Linked DNA regions of Homo sapiens: all the other regions are linked to region 4. The links are chromatin contacts, found by Hi-C or POLR2A ChIA-PET in ENCODE. All regions are on one chromosome and are shown on one strand. Each heading gives the region's core, a stretch centred on a gene start or an enhancer-like site at or near the end of the contact. The rest is flanking DNA. Distances are from core to core; before and after follow the strand shown. Region 1 has its middle 120 kb from the start of LINC01085. Region 2 has its middle 83 kb from the start of LINC01085. Region 3 has its middle 140 kb from the start of LINC01085. Region 4 holds the start of LINC01182 (long intergenic non-protein coding RNA 1182). Region 5 overlaps LINC01182 (long intergenic non-protein coding RNA 1182).

The links. A loop is a pair of places that touch in the nucleus more often than their neighbours do. ChIA-PET counts read pairs that join two places held with the same protein, here RNA polymerase II (POLR2A). Pooled maps may share reads with other maps.
Region 1: a loop to region 4 is called in a map of mammary epithelial cell, with 6 times the contacts of the local background. The contact joins the enhancer-like site here to the promoter of LINC01182 in region 4. A Hi-C loop is called at or near these places in 8 of 168 maps with a recorded cell type or tissue (Calu3, HCT116, IMR-90 and 5 more), 2 of 37 single-sample maps with no recorded cell type and 15 of 50 pooled maps. POLR2A ChIA-PET finds 5 or more read pairs at or near these places in 3 of 52 experiments (AG04449, MCF 10A and PC-9).
Region 2: a loop to region 4 is called in a map of Caco-2, with 2.7 times the contacts of the local background. The contact joins the enhancer-like site here to the promoter of LINC01182 in region 4. A Hi-C loop is called at or near these places in 1 of 168 maps with a recorded cell type or tissue (Caco-2) and 3 of 50 pooled maps. POLR2A ChIA-PET finds 5 or more read pairs at or near these places in 1 of 52 experiments (activated CD4-positive, alpha-beta T cell).
Region 3: a loop to region 4 is called in a map of PC-3, with 8 times the contacts of the local background. The contact joins the enhancer-like site here to the promoter of LINC01182 in region 4. A Hi-C loop is called at or near these places in 7 of 168 maps with a recorded cell type or tissue (HCT116, MCF 10A, PC-3 and 4 more) and 4 of 50 pooled maps. POLR2A ChIA-PET finds 5 or more read pairs at or near these places in 1 of 52 experiments (PC-9).
Region 5: a loop to region 4 is called in a map of mammary epithelial cell, with 16 times the contacts of the local background. The contact joins the enhancer-like site here to the promoter of LINC01182 in region 4. A Hi-C loop is called at or near these places in 4 of 168 maps with a recorded cell type or tissue (IMR-90, MCF 10A, OCI-LY7 and 1 more), 1 of 37 single-sample maps with no recorded cell type and 10 of 50 pooled maps. POLR2A ChIA-PET finds 5 or more read pairs at or near these places in 2 of 52 experiments (BJ and WTC11).

What each region holds. Positions count from the first base shown.
Region 1 is chr4:13,985,089-13,990,695 of GRCh38, forward strand. No RefSeq gene overlaps it. Among named protein-coding and RNA genes, the nearest start is that of LINC01085, 120 kb to the right of the region's middle. Within about 2 kb of position 3,988, at least 7 of the 41 ENCODE cell types and tissues checked have a DNase peak (open chromatin) inside an H3K27ac peak, as active enhancers do; they include IMR-90, PC-9 and mammary epithelial cell, where a contact is called at or near this core.
Region 2 is chr4:14,026,282-14,031,426 of GRCh38, forward strand. No RefSeq gene overlaps it. Among named protein-coding and RNA genes, the nearest start is that of LINC01085, 83 kb to the right of the region's middle. Within about 2 kb of position 2,655, at least 2 of the 41 ENCODE cell types and tissues checked have a DNase peak (open chromatin) inside an H3K27ac peak, as active enhancers do.
Region 3 is chr4:13,964,410-13,969,899 of GRCh38, forward strand. No RefSeq gene overlaps it. Among named protein-coding and RNA genes, the nearest start is that of LINC01085, 140 kb to the right of the region's middle. Within about 2 kb of position 1,867, at least 2 of the 41 ENCODE cell types and tissues checked have a DNase peak (open chromatin) inside an H3K27ac peak, as active enhancers do; they include PC-3, where a contact is called at or near this core.
Region 4 is chr4:13,653,293-13,658,331 of GRCh38, forward strand. LINC01182 (long intergenic non-protein coding RNA 1182) reads left to right here and starts at 1,887. Exons shown (of 4, transcript NR_121681.1): 1 at 1,887-2,059; 2 at 4,455-4,562. RefSeq lists an enhancer at 1,412-1,461.
Region 5 is chr4:13,917,023-13,922,358 of GRCh38, forward strand. All of the region lies in intron 3 of LINC01182 (long intergenic non-protein coding RNA 1182), which reads left to right. The region is part of intron 3 of LOC107986182 (a long non-coding RNA gene); the gene reads left to right. Among named protein-coding and RNA genes, the nearest start is that of LINC01085, 190 kb to the right of the region's middle. Within about 2 kb of position 3,594, at least 5 of the 41 ENCODE cell types and tissues checked have a DNase peak (open chromatin) inside an H3K27ac peak, as active enhancers do; they include IMR-90 and mammary epithelial cell, where a contact is called at or near this core.

The DNA.
Region 1 (5,607 bases), core at 2,738-5,237, 330 kb after region 4:
CAGCTTTATGTTGTGCAGTGTGTACCTCTCTTTCAGCTTTTTAAACCAGCTTTTTCTGGCATGGTATTTGTTGGCTTTTGCATGTGTGTGTGTGTGTGTGTGTGTGTGTGTGTGTGTAACTTTTTCATAGATCTCAAAAAAATGTCCAGCTGTTTCACAAGTTACAAACACATTGCCTGGCTCTGACTGTCTTTTGGATGGATTTTAGATAAGGTGGCTAGGGAAGACTGAATTAAATTTAAGCAATTAAATGAAGGAAGGAATCATTCAAAATTTGGGAAAAGAGAATCCCAGGCCAAGAGACTAGTCATTGTAAAAACAGAAAGAAGGCCAGGACCAGAGTGGAATTGCATGAGTTGGAGAGAGGTGGGGGATGAAATATACTGGGGCTCAATCACATGGGGTTTCATGGGTCATGTGAGGAGTGTGGGGGTTTGTCCTCAAGGTGATAGGCAGCTGCTACAGATTCCAGAGTATTTGATCATTAGCATGACCTTGGAGAGGGCTTGGATCACACTGTACTCAGCGGTTGTGTGGTTCCCTTTTTTATGTTTCCATGCTGGTCAGCTTACTTGTGGCCAAAGTATTTTTTTCTCTAGATACGTTAATGTCTTCATTGAGGTTAGCCTTCATCCTGCTGGCCTCGGGCCCACTCTGTTTCTGGGAGGTGACTTTGCATATCTCATTCTAACTGTATTAATTTTCTAGTTTAACTCTTTGTGGTACAATTTCTTAGTTCTTGGGGTGAATATCACTATTACCTTGATACCCATGTACCAAAAATATTATCATACACACAGTTGCTTTAGGAATTCAGGCCAACAACAGGTTTTTAAAAAATGCTGTTTGGAGTCCAGGTGTGTTGGGAGCTCTAAAAGCAAAAGCCAGACTGAAAACACTCAGCATTCTGAGAGAGAGAGAGGGAGAGTTAGAAATAGACACTTACGTCATCCGTTTATTCCCTGCATTGATGCAGTCCAGACGGATGATGGCCTAGCATTTTGGATTTGTCTGCTTTCCTTATTAATTCTCCTCTCAATTCTGCTTTTATTATCTACAATGACAATGACACACTATCCCTAGGCTGCTTCTAAAGTCATCTAACTGTCACTAGAGCAATATAGGCTGGCATCTTTTTGCACAGTAAACAAATTAAAGTGCTCCTGGTATCTGAACATCTTGATTAAAGCATCATTGTCATTCTTATGATTACTACTATTTTTTGGAAACCTACTGTGTACAAGGCATAGTTAATAGCTTTACATAAAATATTTCACTTAATTGTTGCAACAGTGCTTTAAAGCTGAGGGTCATTCGTTGAATATACAGAAAACGAAAGGAGTCCGAGAGTGCTAAAGCACATGTCCGTAATCAAAGTCTATTTCTAAGGCAGACCTGCACATTCATGCATCCCAAGCTTCACCCACTTTATTCTGTGCATCCCTTTAATTCCAGACTGTTCTCGACTACCTCCCTTCGAAAGGCTTTTTCTTCTCCCTGAGATTTCCATTCACCTTTGCTTTCTCTACTCAGAGCCTGTCTTCAAAATCTTTCAAGGTTACAATTACTCTTTTTTTTCTTTTTTTGTCTCTCTAATCTCTGACGTCACAGACTGTCATTGCTGCAGGAGGCCTTGGAGATTATTTTCTCTGGATGTTGCCAATCTTGAGTCTCCAAATAGTCGACTTCCAGCTGTTTTCAATATTCAGAAATATCTAGTTAAATCACAGCACTGTTTGGTTTGTACAACTCAAATATAAAGTTAAACAATTATTACTTGATGAGTATAATTTGTCTAGTAGAGAGACCCATGGTGGGGTAAGTGGAGAAGAAAAAAATTTTTTTGGTGAAAACTCAGAAATAATACCAATTTGGTCTTGTTTGCTCTTTTATAGATGACTCAACTGATGTCCACTGGGAGGAAAAGTGAATGTAGATTAAGGTTTACCGTGAATACAAATTAAGCTTAGGTTGCCTAACTATTCTATCTTTCCAGAGAGTGGCAGAACAATCATTCATGGAGAATTTATTGTTACTTCCAATTGAATAGCACTGGCTATTAAAAGTTTCTGCTTTTCTGTAGTTTTTAACCTTTGGTTCAAGTTCTCTGGAGCGTCACACAATGGCTCTTGTTACTATTACAAGTGATGCCTTTCAGCCATGGGGATATGAGAGTGATGGGCTCACTGTTAGATATGCCAGCACCAGGAAAGAGGTTATGGCCATCTTCATGCAGACCATGACTGATAAGTCAATTGTTTTCCTTAACAAGGTCTATGAGCCATGTGCAGTGGCTTATGCCTCCTAGCTCTTTTGGAGGCTGAGAAGGGAGGATTCATTAAGCCCAGAAGTTTTAGAGCATCCTGGGCAGCATAGTGAGACCCCATCTCTTAAAAAAAGAAAAAATTTAGTCAGGTGTGGTGTCATGTGCCTGTGGTCCCAGCTACTTTGGAGGCTGAGGCTGGGGGAATCCCTTGAGCCCAGGAGGTTGAGGCTGCAGTGAGCGATGTTTGTGCCACTGCACTCCAGCCTGAGTGACACAGTGAGACCTGTCTCAAAAAACTGAAAACAAACACACACACACAAAAACAACCCGCATGAGTCTCTCTGTCATTTGACGCTGTTTGCTGCTTCTGCCACATGTCTTAGAGCTTTGAATTGCAGATGTACTTAACTACCTGAACTTCTGCCTATGTCCTGGGTTCCTTCTTTCTAGAGTATTCTCTGTCCTACTCTCTTCCCCAGATTTACTTCCTCTGGGAAGCTTTCTACCACATAAAATGACTGGATAAGTTCCTCTAATACCTGCTTCAATTGTACCTTGAGTGTTTTCTTGTATATAACATCCAATTATTTTTAGCGACTCATTTCTCTCTCTTATTACTAGGACTGTGTGTTCCTAGTGGCCAGGAATGATATTTTACTCTTACTCTCTTAGCCTTAAGGTCTAGTGCTTGACTGAGATACATAATGGGTTTCTAGTGAAATGAATGACTGGATAAATGAATGAATACATTTTGCAATAACACAATTTTAACCTCCTTGTCTTTTCCTTCATTTACTCACCTAGAGCTCTGCGTAGCATTGCAAAGCCCCTTCCAGTGTCTTTTCCAAGCCCATGCATCAACTCGACTTATACTCTTTCATTATCATGGCAATAGGAAGTGGGAAGTTTAGAAGGAAGAGAAATGGGATGAGGGAGGGAGGAACAGAGAAGGAGTAGCCAGGAAGAGGTAATCACATCAGAATAAAAAAGTTTATTTCATTGATGAGGAAACTGAGACTGAGAAAGGAATGTGACTTACGTAAGTCACACAGGAGAGACCAAAACCTCGTTTTCTGGCTGCCGACCCTATGCCTTTCCACTGTATATGAATATTTCAGCAAGTGCATCTGCCACACACAGACAAAGACATACTGGTTCATTTCCAAAGACAACAATCTCATTGTCAGGGTCATGGGTTGAAATTTAAAGAATTATTCCTGATTTCAACACAGCCTCTCACTTGGAGCAATGACTCAGGCTAATTTTGCAGGCGGCATGTTTTCCTTTGAGATTTCTCACCCGATCTGTTCCCCATCTCCTAGATTGCATAAGGGTAATGATGAATTCCTTGACTGGATCCCAACTTCCCGAGGCTCAAAATAATCACTGTTCTGTTTTCCATGGGAGATGAAGATATATATTAGGATTTTAACATTCTTTGAATATCCACTTTGAAAACAGGAGACATCCGCGGCAGGTGGGGCTTGCAAATGATATTTCTAATCAGATGTTCATCCAGAAAGTAATTAACTTTAGGAAAGTAAAGGCCCTAGAGGCTTCTGAAAAGATTTCCTTACTCTCAATTCTCCCTGAGCATTGCTTGATATTTGCCTCCCCCTGAGCTGTAGAGCCCAAAGGGAAGATGAGAAGCAAGTCCTGCTGATATGGATGCGGATCACATTTGCGTGACTCAGAGCTGTGGGGTAAGAAGCCTTTCTTCCAGCTGTCCTCTCACCACCCCAACCCCAGAGCCCTCAAGGTTGTGTTTTCTCATGTTTGTGAATTGCTCAGAGCTCTGCCAGGCTTTTCAGTTTTATCTGGCCTTCTGCCTTGGCTGCCTTGCCTCTCCTTTTAGGAAATCCAAGGGTGGAGAAATGAATAATCTGTTTCTGAAGTCAGAGAGACATGAGTCTAAGCCCTGGGTCGCCACTTCCTAGCTGGGTAGCAGTGGGCGAGCTGCAGCCTCTTTCTGAGTCTCTGTTTCTTACTGATGACCTGGGTTATTAGAGGACCATTGAGACAGCCCACCCATAAACTCCTAAGAAAGCACTCGGCTTGATGCCTACTTCCTAGAGGTTTCTCAGCAGTGTTCCTATTATTGCTAGCTCCATCCTGTCTTTTTGTGATAAAACCATGTTTGGATAGAGTTTGGCTAGTGCGTTAGTTTCCTAGGGCAGCTGTAACAAAGTACCATAAAGTGGGCATCTTAAGACAACAAAAATGAAATGTCTCACAGTACTCAAGGCCAGAGGTCCTAAATCAAGGCATTGGCAGGGCCACGCTCCCTCTGAAACTTGTAGGAGAGTTTTTCCTTGCCTCTTTCTAGCTTCCGGTGGTTTGCTGGCAATCGTTGGCATTCCTGGGTTTGCAGCTGCTTAACTCCAGTCTCTGCTCTTGTTGTGACACGGAGATCTCCCCATGTGTCTCTGTCTTCACATGCCATCTTATAAGGGCACTAGGCATGAGCTCATCTTAACTAATTACATCTGCAACAGCCCAATTTCCAAAAATGGTCGCATCTGAGGTACTGGGGACTAGGACCTCAACATATTTTTATTGTTGACACGATTCAGCTTATACGAGGTAAATACTACATTATATGCTAAAATATTTTAGTCTATTTAGTCAGTGTAAAATACAAACTTCTGTCTTGATTAGATTTCACTTGGGAAATGTATAATTTATTTGGCTTCATTAGTCTACTTTTTCGTCTTTCTCCTCTATTCCAAGCCTCCTAGCCACTCTTCTCACTAATCCATGATTCGCTCAGCATCCAGTGTTCTCTCCCTAATATCTTCTCCTTTCTAGAACAATCATCTGTCCAGATCAGTCATCTTTTTTTTCCTAGGATGAAGGTCAAATTTCTCACCTTCACACAAATTCTCTTTCAGGAGCTGCCCCTCATTTACCTGTGGGGTGACTAACTGTCCCAGTTTGTCCTGGAATGCCCTGGTATTAGCATTAACATTTTTGCACCCTGAGAAACCCTTCTGTCCTGGACAAGCCAGTTTTCACCCTGTTACTTTTCTGCATGTTTTGGCTACAGATACTCTCCGGCTATTACAGATTTTGTCTTTCCACATGTGTGTTGCATTGGCATTAGCTGTTTGCTCATTGTGCTCTGCTGCCAATTACATGTTTCTTAGGGGATTGAAATCCAGACAAATCTGGGTTTGAATTTCAACTCTTGTGGCCTTAATAAATGCATACTTTATCAGTGTCCATCAACATCAAAAAAAAAAAAAAAAGCAAAAGGGGCATAAAACTATATATCCTTTGGTTGTAGTGAGGGTAAATTAGATATGATGAATAAACCACCTGGCAGAGTGCCTGACAGATAC
Region 2 (5,145 bases), core at 1,405-3,904, 370 kb after region 4:
GATAAGCCATATCAGCACTACCTGGGAACTTGTTGAAAAGACACATTCAGCCCTCACTCAGAGACTTATTGAATCATAAACTCTGAGTGGGGCTAGGCAATCTCTGTTTCAACTAGCCCTCTGGGGGATTCCAATACGTGCCCAAGTTTCAGAAGCTCTGGTGTAGCTGAGCATTGAGCCAAACCATTTAGACTCTCTGAGCCTCAGTTTCTTCATCCATTGAAATTATATAACTCCACTTCTTTCAAAAGATTGTCATGAGTTTCAAATGATATAAGAGCACCTAAGACACAGTAGGTACTCAATAAATGTCAGATAAAGTTGAAGGATAAGAAAGGTTGGAAAGGAGAATGAATAAAAAAAGAATGAGAACTCAGTCTTCATTTTTTCCTTAAATAACATCTTTAACATTATATAATTTGCAATTTGCATGCAAAACAGCCCACCCCAGGGCATCATAGAAGCCTTGAAAAATCCAATATTATGCAGACAGCCAGAGATTCTGGCTGCTAAACCAGGCTTAAAAACTAATTTTCCCTCTTTAAGGAAGTGACATTTGCGCATTCAACACAGCAGCCATAAATTTAGGCTTTCTTACCACCCCCTGCTGTACATGAGGTTATTATTTTTATTAATAACAAAGCTATTTCATTTTGAGTATGTGGAGCTCTTTTTGAATCTCCCCTTTTGGCCACACTATAGTTATCAGCAGAGTAAATAGCTCATTAAAAGAAAAAAACAACAAAAACCTAAAACCATTTTTAATGGTAGGAATGTGATTAGGGCATTTAATTAGACTCCAACAAGTACACTTTCTGTTAATAATTGAGGATACATTCCACGTCAATTAAAAAAGGATTAACAGCGAAGGTTTGGAAATTTGAACTTAAACGGAGCCTGAATTTCAAAGCTGTTTTTATTTGCAGGGTATTTCAGGGGAAGTGTTCAGAGGAAACAAAAACAGTGCTGCTTCTCCTTGGGAATTTTGTAGATATAAAGAAAGCTTCTTCATCCCCACAGGTGGGGCATTGCTGATCTCCTTTGATATTGTAAGGGACTGACCCCTGAACCTCAGGCATGGGTTCGAAAGTACTGGAAAGGAATATTTAGGTGGGACGGAGATTGGTCAAGTGGCTTCAACTGTATCCCTTCCTTTTGGTGCTAGGCCTGTAACACCTGCTTCTCCTACCTCTCCAAGACTTCAGAGCAGAGCATTGCCTTTTAAATCTCCGGTGCCAACTCTGATATCAATTTCTTCCTTTCTCATGACCTGTTGCACAGAGATTTTTTTTTTTTTTTTGGTCATTGATTTGATGTAAAAATGTGAGTGTGAATTAAGGAAGATATTGTGGTCAAAATCCCCCAAAGAACTTGAATTCTAGAGACAGTGATATTCATGCAATCAGAGGTGAAGTACCTCCCATATCCAATCGAGCAATGAAGGTCATGAGAAAGATGGTGACTCTTCAGTCTTCTACCTCAAGGACGTGAGTCTAGCTTGAAAAAGAAGACAAAGCTGAATAGCAGGAAGCTAGGTATTAGAATGTAGAAAATAAATGAGAGAAAGTTATCAAAGAGGACCAAGATCATTTCTCCATTCAATAAAGATTAAATTTCTACTATGCGGCCAGGCACTATTCCCCATGGAGCCTAACATGAACACATTTTTATTGACCTCTAAGTTAATGATAGTATAAATAACCTAATATAAGGGTGGAGGGTTAAGTTCTTGCCATTTACCAAAACCTTTCCACCTTTTAGCACATTTGACCACCATGAGAAGTTAGCAAGGTAGATTTTGCTGTCCATATTTTAGAAATAATGAAATCGAGATCTCTCAAGTAACAAATGTGTAGACTTGAGAATACCAACTCAGATCTCCAGATTCCTATTCCAATGGTCATTCCACTTTACCCTTGGAGTTCCCAGGATGATTCAAGCCTTCTTTGAATAAGCTTGGAAAGTAAAAAGGGGAATTTATGCCTTCCCACTTGTAGAAAGCACTGAAGCCCTGTGTGTAAACCATATGCAGTGGTCATATACTGTTGTAAAGAAGAGTGATATATAGATGTTGAAATTCATGACTTTATTCAAAATACTTGTGGAGCACTTACTAAGTGGCAAGCACCATGCAAGATGCTTTTAAAACAGAAATGCCATGAGTACAAGGTAGCATGAAAGGCAGACTGCAATGTCACTTAGGTAAGAATGAGATGGTACATGCAGAGCAGTACAGCCCATGTTCCTGGAGGCACATGTCTGAAATTCAACGTATGGAGGGTGGTTTGGAAAAGACATGCACGAAACAGAAATGAAAATGGATGCCTGAGTGACCGAAGGGAAAAGAAATGTTGGTGAAAAATGTGGGATTAAAAAAGCAAACAAAGAGAAGCATGGCAATGCGTGGACTGATGTGGATGCTGAGCCACAACTTGAGGCAATTGACTGAAGGTACCATTCAAATTGTGAGAGCCTGAAGTTCAAAAAAGCTGAGATGAATAAATAAATCCCTCTGTTCTCAAGGAGCTCATAGGCTCCCCGAAGGAAATCCAAGAATCAACAAACATCTGTAGTATGTGGAGTCTTCACCAGGCTTCGGGTATCACATTTTAAGCAAGTGCTTTCTTAGGAGCTCAGCCGGGGGTGGGGTTGCTTCTGGGCCAGGGGTGGATTTGTTTGGTGCTGGCCCTGCTGGGCCTATTAAACTGAAGTTGCAAACGCATGAAGTTGAAGTGTGAACGTACTCCCACTCTGAGCTGCGCTATGGTTTCAAGAGGACGACTGGCAGCCCCTGCTATTCTTGGCTGCGGGGACTCTCTCCTACACGAAATCTCCCGAGGAACATTATGTTCTAGCACGTTGTAAATGAAGGCAAGAGAGCATTTAATGACACTCAGGATTCAAATAACTTTGTCTTTTGTGCATACGCAGAGCATTAGAGGAGGAGAGAGACAGGAGGGGCCCAAGGCTCCCTCCCAACCCATGCTACCTGAGAGGGGAAAAATCTAGTAATGGTGATTGTTTGGAAAAGTGATACAAATAACTCTTTTTGTCCTTTTCCACCCTGGAAATCTCTGCACCTGTGTCTAGTCATCAGCCCCGAAGACTTTCTCTCCTGTTTGTCTCTATCTCTGAATTTCTTTGCCTGTGTCTATTTCTAATTCTTTCTGTGGCTCTCTTTTGCTTCTATTTTATTTTAGCTCTGTTTTTCTGTCTCTCCTTTTCCTTTTCCTTGCCTGTGTTTCTGTGCGTGTTCCTCCTTTGTTTATGTCTCTCGAATTCTCTGTGATTCTATGTCGGTGTTTCACTCTCTGACTCTCTCCTCCGTTTCATTCTATGCCTCTCTCTGACTCCCTACGACCCTCTGTTCCTGCCTCTCTCTGATCATCTCTGTGTTTATTGCCTCATTTTCTCCCCTCCCCTCCCTCTCTTGTTCATCCTCTCCCTCCTACCTTGTTTTCTTCTCTTAGTTGCTACAGGATTATTGGAAAAGGTTGAACAGCTGTCACCCAGATCCTGAGAAACTGAGAAGAAGCAGCATTACTCCAGTGAGAAATTATGGTTTAGGTCCAAGGAAATATCATGAGATTTCTTTCCTTGCCTGCTACCCTATCCCTTTAAACATTTCAGTAGCATTACATCTATGCATCTGTGTTCCAGCATCCTAGAATGGCAGAGCTGAAAGGATCTTCAGAACATGTAGACAAAGCTGCTCTTCATTTTTCACATGGAGAAACCAAGGACCCAGGAAGAGGAAAAGATCTATTAAAGAGCACACAGATAATTTATCCCAGAGTCAAGACTGGAATAAAAAGGTTTGAATGGCAGGTCAAAGAAATATTTGATTCATTAAGCTTTCTGTCAAGCATCCAACAAATATTCAACAAAATTTACTATCTGCAATATATTATACTAGGTTCTAGGACAAATGGTGTGTTCTCTCAGAGGCCCACAACCTATGTGAAAACCCTAGGTGCTAGAGTGTTAGGGTTCATAGAAATAACAACCTATTTTTCCACTCCTGGATTTAAAACCACATGAGAAAATAAAACATGAGAAAGATAGGGATCAAATTATCACTAAATGATTGGCTAATGGCTTTAGAGCTCTAGCCAGGTAAGTGTGTTAATATCCTCTTCCTTGAGTATACATTTAAGGCCATTCCAATTGAACTGAAGTTTAGGTCCATTTGGCAGACACAGGCGAGTGGAATTATCACCTCATGACTGATCTGGAAAGAAAGGAAATGGGCGACTGAATCCCCAAGGCTTGCAAATTCTTGGTGGATTAGCTACACCAAGAAAGAAATGTGGACCAGTGGCTAAGCACCCCCTATGACTTGTGGGGAGATAAAGCAGAGAAACTCCCACATGGAACTGGGAGACTGGGGGACAGTGGAAGAAAGTGAAGGCCGGTACTCCTCCTGACACTTCCTTGATGTTTCAGTTCTCTTAACCTATTAACTTAACCCCTGAGACCGTGGTCAACCAAGAGTAAATCTGTCTCCTTTGTGGGAGGAGATCCACAGCCCATAGAGAGAGTCTGGCTACCATCTTCCTGGGCCAACTCCTAAATATATGCATTCTGGATGGTGGCAAAATCACCACTAAAAGTGATTCTTAGGGTAGTAAAAATTAGTAAAAATAATCTTTAAGCATTATCATAGTTTTTAGTGTTCCAAAGCTGAACTCTACCTGACAACATAAACAGATATATAGTATGTCTGTAGTATTAAAATTTCATGGGTCAGGTGGGACAGAAACAAAATCTATAAAGCTCCTATGGGATATTGCCTTCATTGAGAATACATGTGTTATGGATCTGGCCCAGAAGATGACTGTGATAATGAAAAAAAGATTGAGAGAAACGCCCTCATGCTAAACTTGTCTCTGATGTATATGCTCCTGGGACCACAAGTGAGTATTTCACCTTTTGCCACAGAAAGCTCTGAAGTCATAAACCAAAAGACCGAAAGACACTTCTATCCAGTAAATAGTACCAGCCCTGATAGCTTAAGAGAAGAAAAGGAACTTTGCTTAAGTTGTGGGTTAAACTACTGAAAGCTTATCTGAACATTTTGGTGAGGAAGAGAGATTCTGAATAAGGAAAATGGTGTATCAGCAGCTTCCTGCCAAAGCAGTAAGG
Region 3 (5,490 bases), core at 617-3,116, 310 kb after region 4:
TGAGGATGAAGACCTTTATGATGATCCACTTCCACTTAGTAAATAGTAAACATTTTTTCTTTATGATTTTCTTAATAATATTTTCTTTTCTCTAGTTTACTTTATTATAAGGATACAGTATATTAATACATATAACATACAAAATATGTGTTAATGGACTGTTTATGTTATTGACAAGGCTTCTGGTTAATAGAAGGCTATTAGTATTTAAGTCTTTGGGGAGACAAAATTTGCATGTGGATGCTGGACTGTGCAGGGTTTTGGAGTCAGTGCCCCTAACCTCCATGTTGTTCAAGGACCAACTATATCTACTATTTGTTGGAGCCCCTGTCCCACTTGTCCTTGTCATGCATTACCTCATTTGTCCTTCTCTGTTGAATGTTCCATAATTGCACCCTATCAAGCATGGATGTTACATACTAAGTTATCTTTTGGGAATCAGTGTCAACATAAAAAAAGAAAGAAATGTCAATGTCAAGAAAAAAAAAAAAAGGAAAAATCAGCTTGTCCCCAGTATATGTTAGCTTGGAAGCACAAAACTCCATTTGATATTTTCAGTGGGATGTCATGGTGGCGGCGGTCTGCCAATATTGGCATTTGAGCTTCCTATTTCTACCCTAGAAGTGGAGATGGAAATCAAACCAAACCAGCAGGCTAGTGTAGCATAGGACAGTGTCATTCACCATTTAGTAAACAATCAAGTACTTATTGTAAATATGGAACTTGCACTGGGGATTGGTCTGGAGCAGATGGGGACAAGCGGAAGCAACAGAGTGATTGTAATGATTACAGGGAGGGTTACAGAGGCAAGGGCCTGGGCATTTTTTGAGGAAGGAATCATTGGAAGTCATCTGTTCACTTGGTCTTTAGGAGATCTGAGCTCAAAAGGTGGTTAGAATTTCTAGTAATGAATAGCCCATTGCCAAACACCTCTTTAGGCACACTGGACACCTCAATATCTCCAAAGATATTTTTTCATAATTTATTCATTTTATTCATGCTGTGACCTCCTCCTGAAATGGCTTACTTCATAATCTGTTTCTCTGAGTCTTTCAGGGCCCAACAAAAAAATTAAAAAAACTTATATCAGGGGTTTCATCTTCTCTGATTTCTAAGAAAGCAAATTGCATAGTGCAGGGCAGGAGACAAAGGCGCTGGCTTCAGACAGATAACGTTGTGAGCCCAGGCTCAGATGTTTTATATGCTGACATGATAGTTAACTTTCCTTAGTCTCAATTATCTCTTCTGTAATATGGGGATGACGGTGATAATAATATCTTTTAGGGTGATGGCCAGGATTAGAGAGGTACTTCTAGTAGCTGCCATATAATGGGACATTGATAATTGATAGGTATTTATGGGACATTGATAATTGATAGCTCTTTTGTATCAGTGCCGCAGTCCAGCATAATTTCATTCCTCAGGATTCCTTTAATGGCATCATATAAGTTGCAGTCATTGTAACTTTTACTAGACTGACCTTGCTTCCTGATTTCTAGTCTCTATCTTAAGTCATAGCTGTAGTTACATCTATATGTATCTTAATGTCCCAAGTTCCTAGATGGCAGAGATTAGCTTTAACAGGTATTGTGCAAAGGTACCCAATAAATGAATGCCAAACAAAATAAAAAAAAGAGAAATATCTTTAAGTGATTTTTAGCTCTACTGGTTTTGTAGTTTTATAAGGTTTTAGCAGATAAATTAAAGCTTATTTTTATGATTTTTAATTTTGCTTCTATAGAGCACTTCTAATAGATTCTTTTCCATGACATCATTTTTTTAATATGCACAAACATCACCTCATTTGATCTCCTTGGTTCCTCTACAAGGCAGATATTATTGGTATTTCCTGATTATAGTTCGTGAACTGAGGCGCCAAGAGGCAACAGAACTTCCCAGTCATAGCATGGTGTACCGGGAAGCAGGCATGAGAGCTGATGTCTGTGCTCTGCCCTCTCTCCTGAGCTGGGCTGACTCCCTCGAGAAAGTCCTAAGAGATAATGGATGTGAAAATCCTCTATAGACTCTAGAGTGGAATATGAATGTAGGGGATTATTGCTATTATTTCTAGGGCAGGCAAGCTATAACCTCTTGTGGAACCATTTATCAACCAGGAAATCCTGTTGCTGTTCATTGAATTGTACCCCTGTGACCCAAAAGATAATGTATTTCCCAATGTAGTTAACTTAATACTATTGGCTGACCTGTACCTTCAACTGAGCTGGGTGAGTAATATTTAAATGCGGAGCCTGACAGCTCATAACCCACGGCGGCTTACTCCCCCTGTGGCAAGCTGCTGAGCCAGGGAGGGAAGAACTGTGGAATGCGGGGATGAATAAGGAGAGAGGGATGGTGTTCCTCCAAAAACAACCCATGGCTTAGATTTGTTTTTGATAGTTTGATGAAAGGAACATGTTTGTTCCTTTTGGTTATCAAGAGTGCTCCTTGGGCTACCTCCCACAGATACCCTTGGATTGTCAATTTCAGCTGCTCTCACACTGGGTCAGAACCATTCCATGTTGATTTAAAAACCCAGTGGGGGATCCTCTGACTGGCATTTGATATCATGGTTCAACAGCCTGCTGGATCCTCCATATGCCTGCAAAAAGGAAAATGCTTGCTGGACACTTCTGCAGGCCAGAGGCAGTGGGAGGGGAAGGGAGAGTTTTTTCTGCTTTAATCTCTTAAATACAGAGCTGAAAGTACAATTGAGTCATACAATTAAGAGTATGTTTAAAATAGAAGGGAGTTTAGACATCAATGCAAAGACCCTAATTTTATAGACAAGGAAATGGAGACTCAGAAGGGTGAGCAATTTGCCACACAACTTGATGCCTAAATTCACCAAATTTAAATGAATGATTCATCTAAATCAGTTAGATGAGACATTTCTTATTCCCAGTTTCCAATTCTTTTTGCTCTATCATGCTGCCAACTACTAAGGGTGACATCTGCCCAAGCCCATGTAAAAGTGACCAAAAAGGGCAGTCCTTGGAGAATTATTTTCTCTTTTGTGTTCTAATAACCATCAATCAATCAATGAACAGACATGAGCTTTACTCTGCACCTGACACAGAGCTTGGAGCTGTAAAGGGGAACCTAAGATCTTCTCAGTGAAGTGACAACTTCAAGTCATGCTAAGATAAACTAGGCATGGTGACTCATGCCTGTAATCCCAGCACTTTGGGAGGCCAAGGCAGGTGGATCACTTGAGGCCAGGAGTTCGAGACCAGCCTGGCCAACAAGGTGAAACTCTGTCTCTAGTAAAAATACAAAAATTAGCCAGGCATGGTGGCAGGTGCCTGTAATCACAGCTGTTCAGGAGGCTGAGGCAGGAGAATTGCTTGAACCCGGGAGATGGAGGATGCAGTGAGCCAAGATCACACCACTGCATTCTAGCCTGAGTGACAGAGTGAGATTCTGTCTTAAAAAAATGATAAAAAAATGAAAAACATATTAAGAGAGTGACCAACTACCAGTATAATTGTTGAATAATGGGTGGAACACACTATATTATTTGGGTATTAATTTAGGCCATTGCTTCTCATGTTTTTCAAGGTTGATACAAAACCAAAAAGAGTGCTTTGTTTCTGGACCTTTGGGTAGAGAGGGCAATAACTAATCATGACTGATTCTCTGTGGGTTCTGAACCAAGTAAAAAATAGCCCCAGGAACCAGATAATAATTCTAAGGAAGCCAGTTTTATTGCCAGCAAAGCTGCAGTTGGACAGTTGAACTTGGCACCACGGCTGAAATGGACCACGTTACCCAATGCAGGACCTGGAAAAAGCATATCCCACGGGGGCAGGATGCAGAAGACAGCTCACATGTGACCCTGATGAAGACAAAGGTGGGAATTAGAGAAGACACAGAGTTTGGGCTCCAGAAAGGGAGAGGGAAAGAAGAAAGGAAGAGATGTGTTGTCCTGTCCTAGTAAGACAAGCCTCACCTCCTCGTGAGAAGTGGAAAGGACAAGGAGAGGATGAACATTCCTATTGCAATGGCCAAGGAAGGATCATGCAGAGAGGAAGAAATGTTCTCCTATAACTTTAAGAAACAAGAGTGAGTGCAAGCAAAATGCAGACACAAAACTACTGAGTAGGTTGTGGAATCTATGCTGCAGAGATGGAGAGAGGATATAGGATCCTCCATTTTTGTTTTCTATTTTAACTTTATTCTTGCCTGTGGTAAAATACATATAATAGAAAATGTACCATCTTGACGCTTTTTTAGTGTACAGTTGACTAGGATAAAGTATATTTCCGTTGTTGTGCAACCAATCTCCAGAACTTTTTCATCGTGCAAAAGTGAAACTCTGTATTTATTAAACACTAACTCCTCATTCCTCATTTTCCTTAGCCCTGGTAACTATCAGGTCTCTATGAATTTGACCACTCTATGTACCTCTTATAAGTGTAATCACACAGTATTTGTTTTTTGGTGACTGGCTTATTTCACTTAGCATAATGTCCTCAAGTTTCATACATTTTTTAGCGCGTGTCAGAATTTTCTTCTTATTTGAGGTGGAATAAAACCACATTGCATGAATAGGCCACATTTGGTTAATCCATTCATCCATCAGTGGACATGTGGGTTGCTTCCACCTTTTGGCCATTGTGAGTAACACTGTTAGAAATGTGGGAACATAGGTATACAAATATCTCTTCAGATCCTGCTTCCAATTATCTTGCATATACACCCAGAAATTGAACTGTTGGATCAAGTCCCCGCAATTTTGACAAAAAAGCTTGATGTTCTCAAAAGATTAAGTAGAATTTGGGGACCAGAAATCTACAGGTTTGCAGAGTAAGAATGGATGTGCTCTGCTTTCCCAGGGGATGAGCGACCAGGTTTTATTTATTTATTTATTTATTTTTGAGACAAGGTCTCACTCTGTCGCCCAGGCTGGAGAGCAGTGACATGATCTCGGCTCACTGCAACCTCTGCCTCCTGGGTTCAAGTGATTCTTGTGCCTCAGCCTCCCGAGTAGCTGGGAATGCAGGCGCATACCACCATGCTCAGCTAATTTTTGTGTTTTTAGTAGAGATGGGGTTTCACCATTTTGGTCAGGCTGGTCTCAAACTCTGAGCTCAAAGGATCCACCCACCTCTGCCTCCCAAAGTGCTGGAATTACAGGCATGAACCACCATGCCGGCTGTGACAAGGTTTTAAATAGCAGTAAGGAAGGGTTAGGGAGGCAGTATGGTCCTTACTATGGAGTAGCCTCCAGAGGTTATGAAAAGAGCCTGTGGCCTTGGCTGGTATGAGAGTAGGAGGGAGAAGGATTCCTGCCTCTCTTCAGATGGCAAGGGATGAGAATGTGGTGAGGACTCAAATTTGTACCCAGGAGTGTGTTTTGTTTTTAATTCTTATTCAAAGTAGGGTATACATTTGCTTGCAAGTGAAGGGTAGGGATATAGGATGTAAAATATCTTTTGTTTAACACAAAGAAAGGAGGGGCCCAGGATGGTTCTAAACATTCCACAATGC
Region 4 (5,039 bases), core at 637-3,136:
CTATTTTGTTTCATTCTCTCAAGAATAGTCCCTGTGAGGTGGACTGTTTATTATCACCTCCATCTTGCAGATGAGAAAGTGGAGACTCTAAGCTGATAAAACCCTTTCTTGAGGTCATACAGAGCCAAGATTAAAATATTAACAAAAAATAAAATTCTAGAGCCCCTCCAAGCATCTGAATGGACCCCTTCTTGGCCAGGGCACTCCAAAGTTAACCTGAAAAACTGGTTCAGGCCATGACGGGAAGGGGTGTCAGACATGTCTCGTTATACCCTACTCTCTTTAGGAATTCAGGAAACGTGGCCAGCATTTAACATCAACACAGACCTTAAGTCTGATAAGAAACATTTACATTCTATTCTCTCTGAAGCCTGCTACCTGGAGGCTTCATCTGCGTGATAAAACCTTGGTTTCCACAACTTCTTATTGTAACCGAGACATTTCTTTCTAGAGATAGTAACTCTTTCAACCAATTGACAAATCAGACAAATTTTAAATCTACCTACAACTGGAAGCAGACCTCCCCACTTTCCCTTTTCTGGACTGAAACAATGTATGTCTTAAATGTATTTAATTGAAGTCTCACGTCTCCCTAAAATGTATACATCTAGGTGACGCCCCAATCACCTTGGGGTCATGTTCTCAGGATCTCCTGAAGGTTATGTCATGGGCCATTAGTGACTCATATTTGGCTCAGAATAAATCTCTTTAAATATTTTAGAGTCTGACTCTTTTTGTCAACAAAAATCACATCTCTGTCTGACATTGTCGTGATTTGGGTTCTTTCAAAAGCAGATCCTGAGACAAGGGTTTGAGTGCAAGTGGGACTTTGGAGGTGTATTTATCTTTTTAAAAAATTTTTTTTTGTGCCTCTCAGCTCTGAATGGACCCTTTATTAATTTATGCTCTGGGACTAACGAAGGCGTGCCTTTGAGCCCGTCTCCTTTAAGTGCGCGCGATGCTAGGCTTCCTCAGTAGAGGGCGCCGGAGGACACCGCAGCTGGAGGAGGGTTTCCGCCGGTTGTGCGGGGACCGCGGCTCAGTAGTGTGGGTGGACGAGGACAGCGGGTGGAACTGGTCCTTCTGTGACTTTGCAGCCCCGGCTTGGTGATAATTTTTGTGCAGGCTTCTTGACATGGAAAGCAGAGCTCCCCAGCACAGAGTGAGCCTCCGAAGGGCTCCTGCCCTTACCGGTGCCCTACCCTCCCTTTCCCTGCTTGCTACACTTGGGTCCGGGACTCAGCCTCCCTTTGCAAGCTTCTGCTCGGCCTGTGTGCAGCTGCACTTAGCTGGCAGGGTCAGGCGTTGAGTAGCCGCTCCGCTCCTTCTGCAGCCTCCTGCAGCCCCCGCCAGCTCCCGGGCTCCATCCCTCACCATCAGTTGCTGATTGGCGCCCCCTGCGTGCACAACGGAGGCTGGCTGCACCTGGAGGTTCCCAGCAATTCCAGGCCGGCTCCAGCCTAGCCAAAGCAGCTAACTTCTCTGCTGTCTCGTGGGCTGAACCTCACCGTTTCCCAAGAGGTCTGAATCCTTCTCAAGTTCGTCTTTTCCTAAGTTCTCCCTCGTAGCTCTAGGTTGCTTTGTAGAGTTTCCTTATATCTATACTCTTCATTGTAGTTAATGACTCTGTGTTACACTTGTCCTGTTGAACTTACTGTGTAGTTTCTGTCTCTTGACTGGATCAAGGCTCTCACAGGAGTCAATCCCAGAAAAATGATGAGACAGTAGGGAAGAGAGAAAAGCCAATAAACAGCATGTTAATGAGTAGGTCCCACCTGGGGCTCAGTCGCACTGGTGTCCCTCTGAGAGTATGGGCACCACACACTTTGGCATTGCCCCAGCAAGGCAAGGGGCAAGCAAGGGAGCTGGGTGTTTATCTCCCAGGCATTGCTTGAGGCTTGCTCTTGGGAATGGTAGCTCCCTGGAACTTCTGTCCAGCCTGCATATCTGGACTGTGCAGGGGATACTTCTATGGCCAGAAAAAGCCCTTGGGCAGAGAGAAGCAGGTTCTTGATGCTGAGATGTCTGCGTGCTTGGGAGTTGACCACTGCAGCTGCAGGTGACCTCTGGGGTGGGCCAAGGGGATGTAGGTGGGCAGTGATACATCTGCTACAGACATGTTGCAGGATGCAGGGCAGCAGAAGGAAACTGATCAGCTGGCTGCCAATGAATGGCCCAGACTGATTCAAGGGTAAATTTGCTGGAAGAAGTCCGTTGCAGAAGATCAGATGCTTTCCTGACTGGTGTAATTTAATTGTATGGTCAGTGTTTGCTATGGATAATTGGATTTTTCTTTGACCTTCACAATCTTGCTGGCTCTCTGTCCACACTGAAAGACACTTTTCTAACTCTCTCAAATGCAATAAGACTAACCTTGGCTTCCATCAGGAACTCATGGGCTTGCCATTTCCAGGAGGTGCCGATGGCTGTGGTATCCAACCAGCAAACGGCAGTGGTGTTTGTATTTTCCATTTTGCCCTTTACAAGAACATTTCAGCTGAAGCAAAAGGCTTTTTCCTTTACCCTGGGTTTTTTAATAGAAATCTTGGTGGCATTAAGCACTTTTAATTCTGAGCACTAGCCTGTAAAGTTCAAAGCTCTGTTCTGCTCTTGAACACAGCGGATACCAAGGCGAGAGATTCTAATCACAAGGAATACCAGAAAAAAAAAAATAAGCAGGAGACAAGTTTATTACGAAGGGTTGTGAACAGTATTTGTGATTAATGTGGAATGAAAAAGGTTATTTCTACATTAAAATCATTCACATTTGCAATAATTTAAACAATTTATCTGGTTTCCCCAAGTGGGGATGTGTTCTTTCCACATATAACATGCTCAGTGAAGGAAGAACAAGGAAGGTTACGCTGCCCTGAAACATATCTGGGAGAGCTTTTCGGCTCTGGGAGGATCACCAAGTTATGTTGTTAAGTGACAAAAACAATATCCGGAAGAGTGTCAAACAGCTAATTATTGTGTAAGAAGGAAAAAAAGAAGACTACATTAGTCACATTTACTTATATTTATATGAAAAGCTAATAAAAGTAGCTAGGTATACGTAAGGCAGTCAGAAACAAGACTTTTCAATTATAACTTTTATATCATTTTAATTTAAAAGTTACGCTAATATATTTCCTGTTCAAGAAACAAATAACAACATGCCCAGTGGAAAGCATCATCATTGTAATAATGTCCTAAGATCATTTTTTATGACCTTTGAAGGTAACTTAGGATAGGAAAATGCATTCCATAAAATTCAGCTGCCTGCACATAGTGAATCCTTTGCAAACCCTCGGAATAGGCTGAGGGTTTTTATATGACCATGGAATTTTTTTTTTTTTTTTTGCATCTTTGCTGCTATTCGCCATCCAGGCAGCAGGGGGAGGTGTTTCTCTGTTTTTCTTTGCGCCGCCCACGCCTTCTCCCCAACTTCATATGCAAAACTGACCAAGAATTCTCTAATTCAAATCTATGCACGAAAGGCACCACATTTTCTAGATTCATGTTGTTACTCTCTCATATCCCAAATCTGGGAGACTTGGAGCTTCCAGCAGGCTGCTAATGATTTTTCAAAAGGGGCCGATTGTTGGATTTGCTGGTGTAAAGTTTGTCCTCCCTCTTCTCTGTGCCCCTCCTTGTCACTCCACTCAGCCTTTATACATCACTTGCCATAATCGAGTCATAGAAAACGAAACTTACATTATGGAAATTCACAGCCTTTTTTTTTTTTCCACTTTGTAGATGAGACTCAGGATTTAGAAGGCAAAACAAACAAACAACCAAACAAATAAAAAAGGGATTTATTTTGGACCTTCATAAATGGTGCCAAAGTAAAAACAAACAAACAAAAGGTAAAAGAGGAAGGGACTGTTAGATGAATGTTTATCTCGGCGCCTGGTACCATACCTGCCTTACACACTCACAACGCAAGGAAGGGTGTGTCACCAGAGCCATTTTGCTAAGGAGGAGATTAAAGCTCAGAGGGGCTGAGCAACTTGCCCAAATTTATGTTGCTAGAAAATGATAGAACTGGAATTGGAAGCCAGACTGTATCTAAAGTAGAAACGTTTAAATATTTTCTTCCTATACCACACAAAATAAGCAGAAGGCAGTGTCTCTCTCTCTTTTGTCCCTGTCTGCCCCCCACAGTCTCTGTACCTGTTTTCCCACAAGGGTGTACCACCTGCTCCCTACTCCACATCGCGTCTATAAAGAGAGAGAAGGAAAAAAGGAAGTCGCTTCAAGAGCTCCCCAAATGCTCAATGGAAGTTGCTCTTTGTTGTACATGGGCAGCGATTTCTTTAGAAAAAGTAGTGACGTAGACCTGCCCGAGGTCAGCGATTCCTAGAGCAGTGGACTTGGGGAAGTGCCAGGGAAGCATTATGTTGTTTAAAAAATTGTTTTGGAGCATGTGCTTGTGCGTGTGTGTGTTTCTGAGCATATCTGTTTTCTCACAGGAGCTGCCTGGCAATGGTAGCAGGTGAAGGTCATGGTGAAGAAGATGCAGATATTGGCAATTTGGAGCATTAGATGAACTAATTACAACGTTAACCTAAGGAACAGTGGTGAGACCATTTTATCCAAAGTGAAGTTCTTGAGAGAGATCTTGGGTGGCACCTAGCCTCTGTATTAGATAAAATGGACATCCCTTGGGAGAGAATGTGGCTCTTTTCTATTCTGATTAGGGCAAAAAGAGTCTCCTTTGATGCCAACATGACCTTAGTGCCTTTAAACATATACTATGCTGCCATTTCCACAGAGAGGGACAAGCAGCAGCTTGGGGTCCTTGGGCAGGCAGTGGGGCCCAGCCAAAATTTTCTTAGATTGCTTTATTTTCCTTTAATTATGATTACATGTATAGCAAATGATTATGGTTTTCTATTTGTGATAGTGATAAGGGATGCCTTTTAAATATATGTATTTAAGTAAAAAGGTTAATTTACCCAGCACTTTGGGAGGCCGAGGTGGGCAGATCACGAGGTCAGGAGATCGAGACCATCCTGGCTAACACGGTGAAACCCCATCTCTACTAAAAATAGAAA
Region 5 (5,336 bases), core at 2,344-4,843, 270 kb after region 4:
TTTCTTTTTGGGCCAGTTGGATTTAACCTAGTGCATGTTATACCAATAAGCACCACTAAGTCTTTGTATAATCCCTCTTCCTCCTGATGGAATCTATGATCTATGATCTCATTGGTACTAACTCTAACAAGCCTAGGATATTCTGGTGGAAACCGGTAGAAGTTACACAAGACTGAAAACTTAATGACCTGCCCTTCCCACCCTCCAACCTCTTCTCTCTAGGGGAAAATAATTCAAATTGTTGTGGGAACTTCAACCCTTTTTTTCCAGTGTCTCATAGGAGGGGACTGGGCAGAATATCATGATCTCTTTGCTTTAAGGAAGTAATTCTTTACCAATGTGAGCATAATGGTTTAGTGAAGTAGAACTACTGGTTTAAGGAAGGGGGAGCATAGCATAGTGATTAAGGACATGGACTTTGCATTCAGATAAATTAGGGCTGAAACCTGGCTTGATTAATAACTAGCTGTGAAACCTTGGACAAGTTATTTAATCTCTTTCAGTATTGTGAATATTCTTTTTTAGCGGTAAAGGAGGGATAATTATAACTAACTCATAGAGTCATTATAAGAATTAAATGAGATAATGTAAGCAAAGTTCTTCAGCACAGGCCCTGACACGTGGTAAGCTCCCAATATATGGTAGCTACAATACTGTCTCATCATTGTACTATAAACACATTCTGTCTCCTAACGTGATGGGTTAAAATGGAGCAGGAAGAACTAGGGCAAGCAAGGACAATGGATCACAGTCAGGTGTCAACCCCAGGTAGGGCCTGGGTGAAGACCTAGGGTCAAAGAGGGGAGGACGTTCAGGACACAATGAACTATTCTCAGAGAGATATCTGCATCTTCCCTAAACTCACCAAAGAGCCTTGTTCAGGGGCTGGGTGGGGATACACTTGGATACTGGAAAAGGCAATAGATTTCATTTGAGAAATGGGTTTTCATTACTGCCTTTTGTCTAATTTGCTGGGCTCCTGTGGCAGATTGCAAAGGTGGTTTCAATTCTTAATTTCTTTAGCCTTGTCTCTGCTATGTGACTTTGCAGATCTTCATGCTAAAGATGGACTCTTTTACCCATGTCTTGAATCTGGGCTGGCTCTGTGATTTGTTTTATCAAGTCACTTCAAGAAGTCATGGTTTCCTAGTTCCAAGTCTAGACTTCAAGAGGCCCATGTGTTTCTATTACACTTACTCTCTGTCTCTCCATCCTGGCCATAAGAACATGCTGGCTGTAGCTTGCTGAAGGATGAGAAACACATGGAGCAGAGCTGAGTCATCCCACTGGACCCAGCAGAAGCCTGAACTGATCAGTGGACTGTGAGCCATTTCTGAGCTATTTGGCTGATGAGCACAGATGAGCAGAGCCAACCGGCTTTAACATCCTCGATGCATGAACAATAAAGGCTTATTGTTGCATGAGGTTTTGTGTGGTTCATCTTATATAGCATTGCCATGAAGACAGATAACTGAACAGTTGCAATATTGCTTCATTTTATTTATCATTTTGAATTCACTCATTCACTCAACAGGCATCGAGTATCTATCATGTATCAACGCTGGGCTAAGCGTTGTTGGGGAAACATTGTTTGGTGGTAGCAAACAATAATAACAAAGCAGACAAACAACTGTCTCGTTTATTCACCAATATATCCTTCTGACCTAATAGAGTAAGTTGGCACTTAGTAGATGTTCAATAAACATTTGCTCTCTTATGAAGACATAATGATGCAATAAACATATGTTGTTGTATGTGAGTGTAGTATGTGTGTGTCTGTGTTCCAGATAACTAATTAAATGTGTCATTAAAATATCAGGCCCATTTTCCTTGCTGTCCTCTGGAATGGCAGAAATAATTTCCTATTCTTTTCTCCACTGTCTTTTTTTTTCTTTTTCTTTCCCCTCCTACATTGTCAGCAGCAGAAACTGCAGTGTGCTGTTAAACTTATCTCTGTAATAGAATGTAGATGTGTAAATCAAAACAGCTTCTAACGGGTTGTCTGCAGTAATAAATGCTACGGAGGCTGCCCAACTGGCAGTGTAAGAGAGATTATACAAACTGCTGCCTGGAGAAAACATAGCATCATGAATAAACTCAGCCTTGAATTATTTATATATTTTAGGCGGTTTTTTTCTCTCCTCAATCCACAAGGCCTGGGAATGATTTTCACTGGGAGCTGAGTGTCTGAATTTGGCTGTAAAAGGAAAACAGTTGCGGTATGTCTTAGTCCAAGTTTCAGGGTGAGGATAGCATCATGTTACGTGAGGAGTCAGCAAGGCTGGCAGTGCAGTGCAGTGAGAAGATACCGCTGAGAGCTCAGAAGAGGACAGTTCGAATCCTAGGAAGTTGTGTCTCCAGGGGCTTGTGGGCTTTGTGGACCACCTTGGACCCACACAATTGGATGGAGGGCCCCAGGGCCCACCTCCAGCACTTCTACCAGAGGATGCTGCGTCATTCTCTTTTATGAGGTAGATTTCAATCTAAGACTTTGTTGTGGAAAAAAAATGGTTTTATTATAAAAGGAAAAGTTTGGAAATCAATGGCGTTACTAATCTTTGAGACTCTATACAAGTGAGCTTCACCTCCTCCTGCCAACTAGAGACTCTGGGGACCCTTTAAAAACTGTTAATGCCAGGGTTCTAATCTTTATCAATTAAATTAGAATTTCTGGAGATGGGGGTGGACATCAGGATTTTAAATGTATCCAGGCGACTCTGATGTGCAGCCAGGGTTGAGAACCTCTACTTCACACCCTTCATTCATCTAACAGGACAAATATTGAGCACCTGCCACCAGCCACGTATTCAGCAGAGGATGGAGGATAAAGTGAAGAATGGGACAGGCCCAATCCTTGCCTTCATGGATTTCTCCATTTAAGTAAACACACAGCTGAAATTTGGAGGGATATATCTTGATACAGGAATATACAATACTATGACAGTAATAGCAGGATTGATAATAAGCATTGTGATAATATTTATTGCTGGGAGAATGTTGTTTTAGTCTTTTTAAAGACTCACGCATTGTGCTGAATGATTTGTGTGAAGTATCTTATTGGACTCTCATTCCAAGTCTGTAGTTAGGTACAGTTACTATCTTTGTTTTACAAATAAAGTACATGAGGCCCAGAGAGAGTAACTTGCCCAAGTTTATATAGCCCATAAAGGTGGAGTCTGGGGGAAGGGGTGCCCTGCCCCGACTTAGCAAATCAGGATGATGTCTCTGTACTTCTTGACTCTTTGAGTACACTTTGGAGCTGCAGAGATTGGGGAGCTGAGTGGATGTCAGAGTGTATGTTGTAGAAGAGAAGCTGATGTTTTTCAAAGCATTGCATCAGCATAAAGCAGGGCCTTGCACGCATACATGTGTGCACACACACACTCAAAAAGTATTACCGGCAGAAAAGATTATGAGACAACACTTTTATTTTACAAGTGAGAAAACAGAAGCAGAGAGAGCTGATGGCACAGGCACAGGCTTTGCCATGCTGGGGATGAGATCCAATTCTTCTGATTTCTTCTTTGAGGGCTCTTTAACTCACCCCGCTGTGACTCAGCTTTCACAGGGTGCTCTTCTGGCTTACAATCCCAAGGTTCGAGGGAAATTCCACCCGATTTCACCAAATACATTTTCACCTGACGTTGCATAACGAAGTCACCTGAGCTTGCAGTGATTCACTCTGCAAGTACCTTGATTCACCCAGCCCACACCTCAAATTTTTGATGCCCCATTTCTTCCCATAAGCAGGCATTGTGCCTTCAGTAGGTGGTGGAGAACTTGTCATGAGAATGCTATAATCCTTTCCACATGTTTGAAATTGGTACTTTTCTAAGTTCCTTAGCAACCATTGTCTCATACAATCTTTCCAAGAGTCCCGTCAATAGGCAGGAAAGTTGCCATTATCAACCCATTTGGGAGATGAACTTAACTTGGGCTCAGAAACGACCTGCCTCAGGCTCCTCCTGGGAAGTTTATGTTATTGTTATGGTAACAGGATGATGGTCACTACTAAGGAACTCCAGCCACATCCTCACTCGCCCTCACACAATGTCTTCACAGTCCCATCTGCATTTGCTCCAGCTGTGTTTCCACCAACAACCTCAGTGCTGGTTCCTCCTTGCTGAGTCATTTAGGCTGACTCATCTTCTGGACTCCAGAGATTCCCTAACTGCATGCTTCAGTTAGGGAAAGGTATGTTTGTGTGTGTGTGTGTGTGTGTGTGCATGCATGTGCATGTGTGAGGTGGTCCTTATTAAATTCTTATCAGAACACTTCAGAATATTTGAACTGGCCACGACCTGATTGCTTACTGATATCTGAGTGTCCCTTTTCCAAGATAGAAATGTAGTTCCTTGCTCTTTTCCAAATCTGATTTGCAATAGCTGCTGCTCCTATAGATCCAGTCATTTTCCCCTTTTTTCTCTCTTTTCATTTATTGATTCCTTCTTCTTCTAACCACCACCAACAGTTTAGCCAAGATAATGTAAACATTTCTCTAGAGTCTGGCCCAGTCAATTCTCTTAGAGGCTCATATTGTCCTTAAAATCTAAATGATGCAATGAAAGAGAACTTTGTTTCTGAGCAGTTCCTTGAAGACTATTGCTTGAAGACTTCATCCAAGTTGAAGCTTTGGAGAACCAAACTGCTCTCCTGAGACCCTCTCCCTCTCTTCAGCAAAATCAGAAGCTCCCATTGCCAGAGTCAGGATGGGTACAGCAGCCATTCTACTCAGCAGATCTCATGCTTAGTAGGGTGAAGGCCAAGAGCTAATCAGAGGGAATTTGGGGACTTGGACTTGGGCCAAATGGGGGCTTTCAAGTAGCCCTGTTGGGAAGAAAACATACATACCAGGCTGTGTAGAGAGTCAGCAAATAGTTACTCAGAGACCCAAGGTCAATGCTGGATCCAAAGAGATTGCAAGGAGTGAGGCTGATTGGCAGCAATTGTCCTGGAACTAGGCAGGTTTGAAAAATACTCTGTTCATTTTATTCTGTCCCGTTAAACTGAAAGCATTTTTAAGCTTGTGGTTTTGAGCAGCACATCTGGCATGATTAAAACCTGGTCAGTGTATGAATGGGCTTTTTTGGAGGATTTAACCCTCAATGAATATTATCTGATGGGAAAGTCAGGGAAAGCTTCTCTCTGTGTCTTCAAAGACTTTGGTAGAAAGAGAAAGGAGCAGACAATCTTTAGGTTTTCAGATCCTGGGAGGACCCTTTCTGTCTCCAACCTTCCCATCCCCAGATCTTTTTAAGGACAAAAAGGGGCTGTTCCTCTATCATGAGGCTCCTAGTCTAGGGGGACAGGGCCCTCAGAAGGCAAGCCCCTGAGAA